2 separate regions of the Homo sapiens genome follow, and region 2 is linked to region 1. A link is a loop called in an ENCODE intact Hi-C map of the cell type or tissue named here. Cell type or tissue: A673. All regions are shown on one strand. Links, peaks and the distances in the headings refer to the core of each region. The heading gives the core; the rest is flanking DNA.

Evidence for each region. Peaks named below come from ENCODE experiments on the same cell type or tissue, not always from the same donor. Only the 100,000 strongest peaks of a DNase experiment are listed, where the experiment ranks them.
Region 2: it touches region 1 in a loop (20-fold over the local background); 1 of 110 quality-filtered maps calls a loop at or near these places.

What each region holds. Positions count from the first base shown.
Region 1 is chr16:8,573,807-8,580,095 of GRCh38, reverse strand. The region is part of intron 2 of TMEM114 (transmembrane protein 114); the gene reads left to right. Among named protein-coding and RNA genes, the nearest start is that of TMEM114, 14 kb to the left of the region's middle. In A673, for the core only: no CTCF peak of the experiment used is centred there; DNase peaks (open chromatin) are centred at 3,305, 3,435, 3,755, 5,215 and 1 weaker place; H3K4me3 peaks cover 3,342 bases; H3K27ac peaks cover 5,000 bases.
Region 2 is chr16:9,195,900-9,202,188 of GRCh38, reverse strand. No RefSeq gene overlaps it. Among named protein-coding and RNA genes, the nearest start is that of HAPSTR1, 110 kb to the right of the region's middle. In A673, for the core only: no CTCF peak of the experiment used is centred there; DNase peaks (open chromatin) are centred at 2,678 and 3,698; H3K27ac peaks cover 4,920 bases.

The DNA of each region.
Region 1 (6,289 bases), core at 903-5,902:
TGACCCTGGCTCACCTCTCCAGCTGCAAGAGCTGAGGTATTGCTACTTTGGGTGTCTCCTACTTCTGGATGTTGGCATTTTCTGTCCCCACTTTTGGGAATCCCTCTCCTACTTCTCAGCCCAGTTAACGCCTCACTGTCTCGCCTCCAGGTCTCAGCTGAGACCTCTCCCCACTCAGGAAGGCTTTAACTTCTCAAGCTGGAGTACGTGTCCATGTCTGCAGTCCCACGACCCCTTTGTCCACTTCTTTTGTAATCTCATTCCAGCTCTGACACTTCATGGCCATTGGCTCTTGGGGTAGTTGATATAAGTTCCTTGAACCTCAATTTTCCCACCTGTGAAATGGGAATTAAAAACTCCCACCTGGTACAGTCTAAGTTGATGATGAGAAAGAGACAAGTATTCTCATATTCAGTGCCCACAACTCTGCAAGGTCAGAGTCCAATTGACAGGTGACGAAAACGAGGCTTTTGAGCGATGATGTGGTTTGCTTGGGTAAGAGGCGGAGTCAGGATTTGAACCCACGTCTTTGCTCGGAGACTCCTGCTCTTTCCATATCCTAACAATACCTCTTGGAGACCATGAAGAGGCAGCCCCCATCCTCCAGGACAGACTCAAGGACACACATATATATATATATAAAATTTTAAAAGCTACTGCCTTACCAGGCATAACAGGGCTGCATAGCTCTGAGCTCTTCCAGAAGTCTCAAAGTCACACTGACAAGGTTAGGAAATAAAGGTGGTGAAATTTCTTCCTTGTAGTAAGTGGATCCTGGGACCTTCTTCTTTTGCCAGAGCTTTTGATGTTCCTGGGGTAAGAGACATCCCCTGCTCTGCGTAAGAGCATTGACCGCTCGGGGCTTCCTGACCTCACAAGCATCATGGAAGACTGCTTTCCCCACTGAGCAGCTCTTTGAACAGCATGATAATGAAGCAGTCACAAACACTTTTTCTGTTTGTTTTTGGTGTGAACATCTTTGCTTCTTTCTGGGGTTGCTTTTCCCTTGACTTGTAGCAAAGCATTTTTGCGTCTAAAATATCTCTGCACTGGGGCACACACGTTTACCATTGATGAAACAATGGCCTGCCAATATTTTATTTTATTTTATTTTTTTGAGATGGAGTCTCACCCTGTCACCCAGGCTAGAGTGCAGTGGCACAATCTCAGCTCACTGTGACCTCCGCCTCCCAGGTTCAAGCGATTCTCCTGCCTCAGCCTCCCAAGTAGCAGGGATTAGAGGCCTGTGCCACCAAGCCCAGCTAATTTTTGTGTTTTTAGTAGAGACGGGGTTTCACCATGTTGCCCAGGCTAGTTTTGAACTTCTAACCTCAGGTGATCCACCTGTCTCAGCCTCTCAAAGTGCCGGGATTACAGGTGTGGGCCACCACACCCAGCCAACATTTTAATATTACTAGTAATTCCGTGTAATAACCACAGGTATCATCTATTGAGTTCCTACTGTATGCCATCCAAGACGTGGTACTGTGTGGATGGTGTCACTCCTAAAAAGATATGCTCATGTACTAAGCCCCAGTACCTGCGAATGTGACTTATTCAGAAAGAGCATCTTTGCAGGTGTAATTCAGACTCTCGAGATGAGATAATCTTGGACTAACTTGGTGGGCCCTAAATCCTATGACAAATGTCCTTATGAGAAGGGGAGAAGGTGGCCACGTGTGGATGGAGGTAGGGATTGGAGTGACATAGCCACAAGCCAGGGAGCATCACAGATTGCCAACGGCTCCCAGGACATAAGAGAGGCGGGGAAGGATTCTCCCCTAGAACCATCAAAGGGAACACAGTCCCATTGATATCTTGATTTTGTACTTCTGGCCTCCAGAACTGTAAGAGACTAAATTCCTGTTGCTTGGAAGCCACCCAGTTTGCCTTCATGTGTTACAGTGGCCACAGGAAATACATACCACCACCTGATCTAAGAACAAGGCCCCCCCACCGCCACTGCCCACCTATTTTTCTGCATCCTCACACTTATTTCCTCTGTGACACGTCACAGCCTGCAATGATCTTTGTTTCCTTGCTTCCTGTCTACTCTGTCTCCTGTGCCCATCTGTGAACTCCATGAGGGCAGTGGCCTTGTTCGATGAGGTGTCCCCAGGCCCTAGGACAGGGCTTGGCCCTCACTGGGGACCCAAAGGCATTTGTTTCTGAATGAATGCATGCGCTCAGGATTGAGTTCAGTGCTTTTGAAAACACTGCCGGTGGCATGCCTGTAATCTCCGCACTTTGGGAGGCCAGGGTGGGTGGATCACTTGAGGTCAGGAGTTCAAGAGCAGCCTGACCAATATGGTGAAATGCCGTCTCTACTAAAAAAAATACAAAAATTCGCCAGGAGGGATGGCGGGCGCCTATAGTCCCAGCTCCTCAGGAGGCTGAGACAGGAGAATTGCTTGAACCCAGGAAGTGGAGGTTGCAGTGATCTGAGATGGCACCATTGCATTCCAGCCTGGGTGACAGAGCGAGACTCAATCTCAAAAAAAAAACAAAAAACAAAAAACAAAATCAAAAAAGAAAAAAGAAAACATTGCCAATCAGGAAAACAACCCTGCAGGGAGGTCTTAGGTCTTAAATATTTTTTACAAATGAGGAAATGAGGGCTCACAGAGGTGAAGGGACTTACCTAAGGTCACATGGTGAGTAAGAGTGTCTGGCTGGCCTCAGACCCAAGATCCTTCTCTCCCAAGAACATCAACAGGGAATGACAGAACTGAGGTGGAAATCCAAGGTTCAGGAAGTTTGCTTTTGAGTCCAGCGCAGTAGCTGTCCCCACATCATCCCTCTCTAGCTGTTAAAGGCAGACACCTTTCACAGCTGCAGGGGCTGTGGGAGAAGGAAAGGGCCAATTAGATCTGCAGAGTAGAGGGAAGGGAAGTGGCTTTCGTTGAGGGCTTGAGCCCAAGTCATCTGCTATGGTCCTCATGTCAAGATGAATATGGTCCAGTTCCATTTTTCAAATGAGAAAATTGAAGCTCATTGAGGCAGCTCCTCTGAAGTCACATGGCTAGTAAGAACCACGCTCAGGTCTGACTCTAAATACTCCATGCTTTCCTTTAAAATTTACTGCCTCAAATGGAAGGTCTATGATCATGTGGACTTAGCCTGGCATCTCTGAATTGACACATGGCTGTCTGAGTCTCTTAAGGCACCACTTTCACCTGACATTACAGCAATTTATGTCTACATGTGAACTTCCTTTCTGAATTATAAGTTCCAAGGAGGTGGGATTTATGTCTGATCCAACTTTGTACCTCTACAATACCCATCCCAAAATAAAGCACCTATTAGATGCTCAGTAAATGCTCAATTTCCTTCCTTCCTTCCTTCCTTCCTTCCTTCCTTCCTTCCTTCCTTCCTTCCTTCCTTCCTTCCTGCTCTCATTCATTAACTCAGCCATCCATTGCACAGGGAGCATGTACTACATTCTAGGTTCTGTGTTGCAAGTTATTGGGCATTCAGGGATGTGCAAGAATACATCACAAGAAAGAAGAAATTTTCCAGGTCCTGCTGGCCTTTGATTCCTGCCACCTCTGTCCTGCTCCATCATATCCTTTCCCGCTTGCCAGTGCCTGGGAGAGCCCCTGGCCCCTGCCAGTTCCCTCCAGCCAGAGACCAGTGGGGACACCCCTGCAGTTCAAGTTGGGGTTTATTACTCAGTGCAGCAAAGGAGAACACACTCCATGGGGAGCTGTGGGGTGTCTCAGCAAGAGGTTGCCAGGAAGGACTTACGGGATTCGGGCTTTGATGGGGTGTCTTTGGAGGGTCTGAGGATGTGGAGGTTTGTTCTGGACTGGGTAATATCAGGAAGTGGAGACAATTCTGTGACCAAATATCTCCATCTTATCTATAGGGAGGCAGACTGGCTGTGATTGAGAAAGCAGGGACAGTCATATGAGCTGGGAGAAGGAGGCGTTTGATATTTTGTGGGTGGCACAGAGACCTTGTTTACACCTCTGCTTGGGCAGCCTGTGAGGTGCCCTTGCTGGGTCTCATTGTATTGTGGTCTCAGATGACCTCGTCTGATGTCGGAGTTCCAAGAGATTATATCCAGCAGAACACCGCAGTCTAGCTATGAGCGCCATGCCAGTTCCCAGAAGCTGGAAACTGTTTCTTTCTTTCTCTCCATCACAGGAGTTCATTAGAGGCTTGTTGATGAATGGGAATCAGGTCTCCCGGCCTGAGAGATCTGTGTTTGGTTGTAACAGGCTTTCCACATTACCAAAAGGTTTACAAGATTTCATGCATATTATTTCATTTAGATAGCCCAATACCAAGCTGAGAAACAATAACAATGAACACTTGTATTAGGTTTATGATGTGACAAGCACCATTTTAAGAAGTTTGTCCATTTTACCTCTTCCTCAGTACACAATCCTGTAAAGTGCATACTCTTAGTATTCCCATTTAGCTGATGAGAAAACTGAGGCTTGAAGGTTATAAAGTAACTTGCCTACAGACCCTCAGCTGGAAGTGATAGGGCTGACATTGGAACCCTGGTGAGCATAGGTGGCAGGTGTTGCATCATTGTTTACTGAAACAATAAACGGAGAAGTGTGGTGACCAGTTGTCCTGGTTTATCCTGCCTGGTCCCTGTAGACACCTATGGTCATGGTAGATAATTTAATACAGTTGATGATTGTTTGATTCTCAAAAGTGTGATTTGGATGGTCAATCATACGGGTACTCTGTCAACATGCGTGCAAGAGAGGAACTGTCTGCGACTTATTTATTTTTGTCTTCATACCAGTGCTCAGTGTGGAGCTAGACTCACAGCAGACACTCTTAATATGTTTGCTGAATTTAATAAGTTCTAGATCAGTGGGCAGGTGTTTTTACTCTTATTTTGCCAATGAGGCTCAGAGTGGTCCAGTCATTTGTCCAAAGTCACACAGCTTGTATGTCACAGACTCTTTTTCAGTGGTCTTTTGACTGTAACCCCTCACTCTGAAACTACATATCCACCACTTCCCAAGTAACCCAGCCCCCACAAAATTGGTGATGATGATTATTTTCATCATATCCACATTCCAAAGGGGACTATCTTCCCCAAGTGCATTCAGAGATGTGGCTAGCGATGGGAGCATTTCTAAGTAGAACAGAACTTGGAATCAATATTCATGTTCCAAAGCCACAATCCTGGGAAAAAAATGTAGCAAAGAATAGGGCACACACACAAAGAAAGCTAAACCAAATTTCAGCAGGAGATTTTATAGCTCTCTCCTGGGTGGCTTGCTCTTACCCAGGCGTTTAATCGAATGTGGACATCAAGGCAGCTTGCAGCACGACTGGGAAACTCACATGGGGCTGCCATGGCTGCACCAACTCTGGGAAACCTCATTAATTTCTGAACGAGAAATGATTTCCTTTCTTGGCCACAGTCTGAGATGATGGTGTGTGGGGGGATGGATTTTAAAGGACTAGGTTTTTGCATGAGCTGTGGTACTTCCCTGCCCAAGACTTTTCCCTGAAAAAGAAAGAAAGAAAGAAAGAAAGAAGGAAGGAAGGAAAGAAAGAAAGAAAGAAAGAAGGAAAGACCACAGGTCTCATCCCCTGTAATCACATTTTATCACAGGACAGCCTTGGGAGGAAGTTCAGTCTTGTTTTCTTGACTCACCAAAGTTAGTGCCAATTGAGGGACTGAAGGCAAAACATTTTGGTCAGAGTGGAGGTCACGGACCAAGTTATGATTATCACCATCATCTTTATTATTGATAGAGTTATGATTTATTTAGTGCCTGCTCTACGGGACGCAACACTGCACATCTTACTACATTGCCCCGTGTTGCCCAATGATCTTTACAAGTATTATTCTCATGATAATTCTGTGAGCCGTATACTTTTACCTCCATTTCATAAGAAGTGGAAATGGAGGTTCTGAGTAATTAAATGACATGCCCAGGACCCCACAGTCAGCCTGAATTAGAGTGCAAATAATCCGGCTCTGACGTCTATATTCTTCATCGCCATGAGGTCATCTATTGGGCTCCCTCAGTTTTTTTCTTATTTCCTAGAAACTGACATAGTTTCCTGCCTGAGAGCCACACTGTCTAGCTCAAAATTCACTCATTCACTCACTCATTCATTCACTACATTGTCAACACATATCTCTTCAGCACTTACCATGTCCCAGAACAGAACCTCTGCTAGAAACTCAGGGATACAATTGTGCACAGGGAAATAAGATCCTCTTTGCCAAAGAGCTCATGTTCTGTCAGGTGAGACATAAAAGTGACTCAGATGCCCTCAACACTAGGTAATAAATGCCTGTCCC
Region 2 (6,289 bases), core at 419-5,418, 620 kb before region 1:
TAACACAGTAAAACCCCTTTCTACTAAAAATACAAAAATTAGCCAGGCGTGGTGGCAGGCGCCTATAATCCCAGCTACTCAGGAGGCTGAGGCAGGAGAATTGCTTGAACTCAGGAGGCAGACGGTGCAGTGAGCTGAGATGGTGCCACTGCACTACAGCCTGGGCAACAGAGCAAGACTCTGTCTCAAAAATAAATAAATAAATAAATAAATGGCAGAATTGGAGTCTGCTCTCTATACTTCAGCAGAAATCGCCCATGAGTGGAAGAAACATTTTCAAAGGAGTGATAAACCATCCCACACCTACCATCTAGCAAACAAGATGGATGCTGAAGGGAGTCACAGAACATAGAAATGTAATGTCATCCTCCACCCCAATCTCTCTGTCTCTCTCAGCTCCACCCCATCTTTCTCTCTCTCTCTCTCTCTCTCCCCTTCTCTCATTATTGGATTAATCCTTAGGTCTCCTTGATGCCATTCATGGCAGACAGCAGCTGTACACCTTTTCCTTCATTTCAGGAAACTCAGACATGACACTTCTGAAGATCCCAGGTTGTCTCACTTTTATGCCCTAGAGACAGATTCAGGCCCTACCATGGCCACGAAAGTCAGAAGTGTATAAAATTCCAGTTAGACAGGAGGAATGAGCTTTTGACATCTGTTGCACAAAAGTTTAAGTATGTGAAGAGACGGCTATGTCTATTAGCTTGACTTAATCATTCCACAATGTATACATATATCAAAACATCACACTGTTCCTCCAAAATATCTACAATTATTATTTCTCCATTTTTTATTTATTATGTTTTGAGATGAAGTCTCACTCTGTCACCCAGGTTGGAGTGCACTGGCGCGATCTCAGCTTACTACAACCCCCACCTCCCAGGTTCAGGCGATTCTCCTGCCTTGGCCCACCGAGTAGCTAGGATTACAGGCACCTGCCACCACATGTGACTAATTTTTGTATTTTTAATAGAGACGAGGTTTTACCATGTTGGCCAGGCTGGTCTCAAAGTCCTGACCTCAGGTGATCCACCCTCCTCAGCCTCCCGAAGTGCTGAGATTACAGGTGGGAGCCACGGCACCCAGGCTATTTGTACATTTTTTTAAAATTGTGTTTAAAGGAAAGGAAAGAAAGTCATAGTATTCCTAGGGAGAACTTCCTAAATAGGCAGAGGAATTCAAATAAGAGGGGAAGGTCTACCTGCAGATAGTGGATCATTCAAACTGATACAGCTTTAAGATAATTGTCAAATCCCTGGAGGAAACAGGGATTTTACTCCAGGGATTTGTTTTACTCCAGTAAAACAGGGAGGGGGTGTTGGGAAGGGAGAAGATTCCTAAGAGTTTGTCTTCCCAGATCACACCAGTATTTTCCAAAGTGTAGAAAATGTGCTCGTGGCATATAAAATTATTCGAGTTGAACACAGCATTGCAAAACATCTCATCACACAGTCAAACGGTCACTCTCTGTCTATTGGTTTTCAACCCTCCCAATTAATGCAAAGAGAAAGTCTCCCTGGATGAGTTTGTCTTTAAGAACTGGAACCCTTCCTAATCCTTTTTAACTTACAGAGCCCTTGCCTCTGGCTAAGAGTCTTCCCCAGCAAATGTACCCAAGTGGAATGGAATACCATTGTCTCCTTTGTCACTGTCTTCACTTTGCTGTTTTTACATGTAAGCTTTTATTTTTCAATTGGCAATTCATTTTTTAACTTTTTAATATTTATATAATGGTTGAAAGGTTTGCAAATCTGTCTTTAATTCCATTCTAGTTGTTTGCCTTTTTTTTTTGAGACGGAGTCTCACACTCTCTCCCAGGCTGGAATGCAGTGGTGCGATCTCAGCTCACTGCAACCTCCGCTTCCCAGGTTCAAACTATTCTCCTGCCTCAGCCTCCCTAGTAGCTGGGATTACAGGTGCCCGCCACCACAACCAGCTAATTTTTTGTATTTTTTTAGTAGAGACAGGGTTTCACTATGTTGGCCAGGCTGGTCCCAAATACCTGACCTCATGATCCACCCGCCTCGGCCTCCAAAGTGCTGGGATTAAAAGTATGAGCCATCATGCCCAGAATGTTTGCCCATTTTTACATATATTTTACAATTGGAAGAAAGGAAAGAAAGAGGAAAAGAAGGAAGAAGGAGGAAGGAAGGAAGGAGAAGGGGAAGGGGAAGGGAAGGGAAAGGGAGGGAGGGAAGGAAGGAGAGAAGGAAGGAAAATGAAGGAAGGAGGGAGGGAGGGAAGGAAGGAAGGAAGGAAGGAAGGAAGGAAGGAAGGAAGGAAGGAAGGACTTATGTAGAAAAAAACCTAAGGGATGTAAACCATCCAACGCTTTTTTAAAAACACTGTATTGATTTTTATGCTTAGCGTTAGCATTTATTTCCTCTTTATGACATTGGGTTTCCATTTATAGTAGTGACAAAGTTTCCTGTTTAAAATAGTCTATTAATTTAATTTTAAAATGAGTTGGCTTTATATCAAGTAAAAAAACAGAACATGGATATAGATACAGCAGAAATCACACAGGTGGTAAGCGAATGACTCAAGTTTGGGTAACACTGGGAAGCTTGATTCTTTTTTTAATATTTGGCTTCCTGAAGTTTAACTCTTGGAAATGTGAGGCACATCCGCTCCTGGGGCAGAGGCAGGAAGGCTCAAAGGCGGCGCCGGTGGGAGGGAGCAGAGGGTGTCAGGATGTGCTCTCCCAGACATCCCAGGAAGTTCCCAGCATCTTGGATCCAGCTGCTGGCTTGTCAAGGTCCTTGCTCTGGGTTAATAAGCTGGGAACAGACGGAGAGCTAGTGTATAGATCGAGATGGCGGATTTTCAAGGAGGCAATTTAATGAGCAGTGGTTTGAATTGAGACCAATTTTAATGTCTTTTCTGTTTTCCACCAACTGTCACAGAAATTGCCACAAATGATGTCTTAATTCTGTTCCCTAGCGGGTCTCTGATATGGCAAAGGATGAATTTTAAATTGTTTGATCAGAATTAGCAACATTAGTCACTGCCAATAGCCTTTTAATTTCCACAGAGCTGCCAAGGGGAGCAAAAATAGAATTGTGAGGAGAGTTCCAGCAGGCAGATGTGCTCCTGGCAGAAGAGGCCTCGTGGTCTGCTGGAGGTGTCTTCAGGTGCTCTGGGGTTGGTGGAGCAAGGCCAGGGAGGTGGTCGGGGGGCAAGCGGTTTTAGCCCCAGCTTTCCACTTCCTCTGGGTGGCAAGGGTTTGCTGTCCCAAGAAACTGTGGATCCCGGCCGGGCACGGTAGCTCACACCTGTAATCCCAGCACTTTGGGAGGCCGAGGCAGGTGGATCACCTGAGGTCAGGAGTTCGAGACCAGCCTGGCCAACACAGTGAAACCCAGTCTCTACTAAAAATACAAAAATTAGCTGGGCGTGGTAGTAGGCACCTGTAATCCCAGCTACTTGGGAGGCTGAGGCAGGAGAATCACTTGAACCGGGGAGGTGGAGGTTGTAGTAAGCCAAGATTGTGCCACTGCACTCCAGCCTGGGTGACAGAGCAAGACCCCATCTCAAAAAAAAAAAAGGAAGGAAGGAAGGAAGGAAGGAAGGAAGGAAGGAAGGAAGGAAGGAGGGAAGGAAGGAAGGAAGAAAGGAACGAACTGTGGATTACGAGGGTGGTACATCGTGGACCTGCCACTCCTGCGTGAAGATCAAATTCCCCTCCTCCTGTCTCTGGCTACAACTTCCCAGGTCCCCAGGGCATGTGCCGTTTGCTCCTAATGGCAGTGCTGCATTCCCACCCAGCAGCCAGACTGACCTTTTCATTCCTAAAACAGTCCAGGCACTGTGGCTCATGCCTGTCATCCCAGCACTTTGGGAGACCAAGGAGGGAGGATGGCTTGAGCCATGGAGTTCAAGACTAGCCTGGATAAGATAGCAAGACCCTCATCCCTACAAAAAAAAAAAAAATTTAAACTTACCCAGGCATGGTGGCTCATGTCTGAAATTTTAGCACTTTGGGAGGCTGAGGCAGGAGAGTCACTTGAGGCCAGGAATTAGAGGCCAGCCTGGACAACATAGTGAGACCCTATCTCTATAAATTTTTTGTTAATTAACTGAGCATAGTGGCGGGCACCTATTGTCCCAGCTAGTTGAGAGGCTGAGGCAGGAAGATTACTTGAGCCCAGGAGTTCGAGGCTGCAGTGAGCTATAGTCACGCCACTGTACTCCAGCATGGGTGACAGAGAGAGACCCTGTGTCATTAAAAAAAAAAAAAAAAAAATCCTAAAACAGGCAACAATACTCCTCTGCTTAAAACTCTCCAAGTGAGACTATTATTCTAAGTGAAGTAACTCAGGAAAGGAAAACCAAACATCATATGTTCTCACTCATAAGTGGGAGCTAAGCCATGAGGATGTAAAGATATAAGAATGACATAATCAACTTTGGGGACTCAGGGGAAAGGATGGGAAGCAGGTGAGGGATAAAAGACTATAAAATGGGTGCAGTATATACTGCTTGGGTGATGAGTGCACCAAAGTCTCACAGATCACCACTAAAGAACTTACTCATGTAACCAAACACCACCTGTTCCCCTAAAATCTATGGAAATTTAAAACATAATAATAATAAATTAAATTAAACTCTCTAAGGGGCTTTTTCTTGCACTTAGACAAAAACTAAATTTTTTGCCATGGCCCACAAGCCCTGACCTGCTCACTGTACTCTGGCCTTCTTGCTCCTGGGGGAATGTCCCACTGTACTTGGGATAAAAACCTAAAATCTTGGCCGGGCGCAGTGGCTCACGCCTATAATCCCAGCACTTCGGGAGGCCAAGGTGGGTGGATGACTTGAGGTCAGGAGTTTGAGACCAGCCTGGCCAACAGGGTGAAACCCTGTCTCTAATAAAAATACAAAAATTAGCCAGGCGTGGTGTCGGGCGCCTATAATCCCAGCTACTTAGGAGGCTGAGGCAGGAGAATCACTTGCACCAGGGAGGCAGAGGCTGCAGTGAGCCGAGACTGTGCCATTGTAGAGCCAGACTCCATCTCAAAAAAAAAAAAAAAAATCTGAAATTTTTACAGTGAGCAACAAGGCACTGCATGAGTGTTCACTGCCTTCTTCTCCCGCCTTGTCTTACATCCTGTTCTCCCTCACTCACTGCTTTTATCCATCCCTAGAACAAGCTCATCTCTTTCCAGCCCTGGGGCCTTTGCTCATGCTGTCTCCCCATCCCTGCCCTTCCCTACAATAATCCCGTGACTGACTACTTCTCAACCTGCGTGTTTCCCCTTAAATCTTCTCTCATGAGAGAGATCTCCCTGACCACATTCGCAAAGGTAGGTTCCCACCCCTGTAGATCCTAACACAACGCATGGTATGTCCTAAAAGCACTTATGGTCAGATATAGTGGCTCATGCCTATAATCTCAGCACTTTGGAAAGCCAAGGTGGGAGGATCACTTGGGATCAGGAGTTCAAGACCAGCCTGGACAACATAGCAAGACGCCATCTCTACAAAAAATAATTTAGGCCAGGTGTGGTGGCACGCATCTGTAATCTCAACACTTCAGGAGGCCAAGGAGGGAGGATCACTTGAGCCCAGGAGTTTGAGGCCAGCCTGGCCAACATTGGGAGACTCCATTTCTACAAAAAAAAAAAAAAATTAGCTGGATGTGGTGGTGCATGCTGTGGTCTCAGGTACTCAGGAGGCTGAGGCTTGCGGAGCTCTTGAAGCCAAGAGTTTGAGGCCACAATGAGATGATCACGCCACTGCACTCTAGCCTGGGCAACAGAGCAAGACCCTGTCTCAAAAAAAAAAAACATCATTTATCACAGCTTATTCTTCTGTATTTGTTTGTTTGGGTTTTGTTTTGTTTTGTTTTGTGTTTTTGCTTGTTTTTCAAGACAGGGTCTCCCTCTGTCGCCTAGGCTGGAATGCAGTGGCACAATCTCGGCTCACTGCAACATTCACCTGCCAGGTTCAAGTGCTTCTCCCACCTCAGCCTCCCAAGTAGCTGGGATTACAGGCATGCACCATCACCCCTCATTAATTTTTGTAATTTTTTTTACTAGAGACAGCGTTTCACCAAGTTGTCTAGGCTGGTCTCAAACTCCTGAGCTCAAGTGATCTGCCCACCTCAGCCTCCCAAACTGCTGGGATTACAGGCATGGGCCACTGCGCCTGGCCTGTTTGCTTGTTTTTGCCTGTCTCCCATGTTAGGGCATAAGCTATTTGATGCAGGGCTTTGTCTCACCACTGTATTCCCTGGCACCTGGCCCATCACAGGCCATTTCACACATGGGGTCTTACTAAGTCCTCC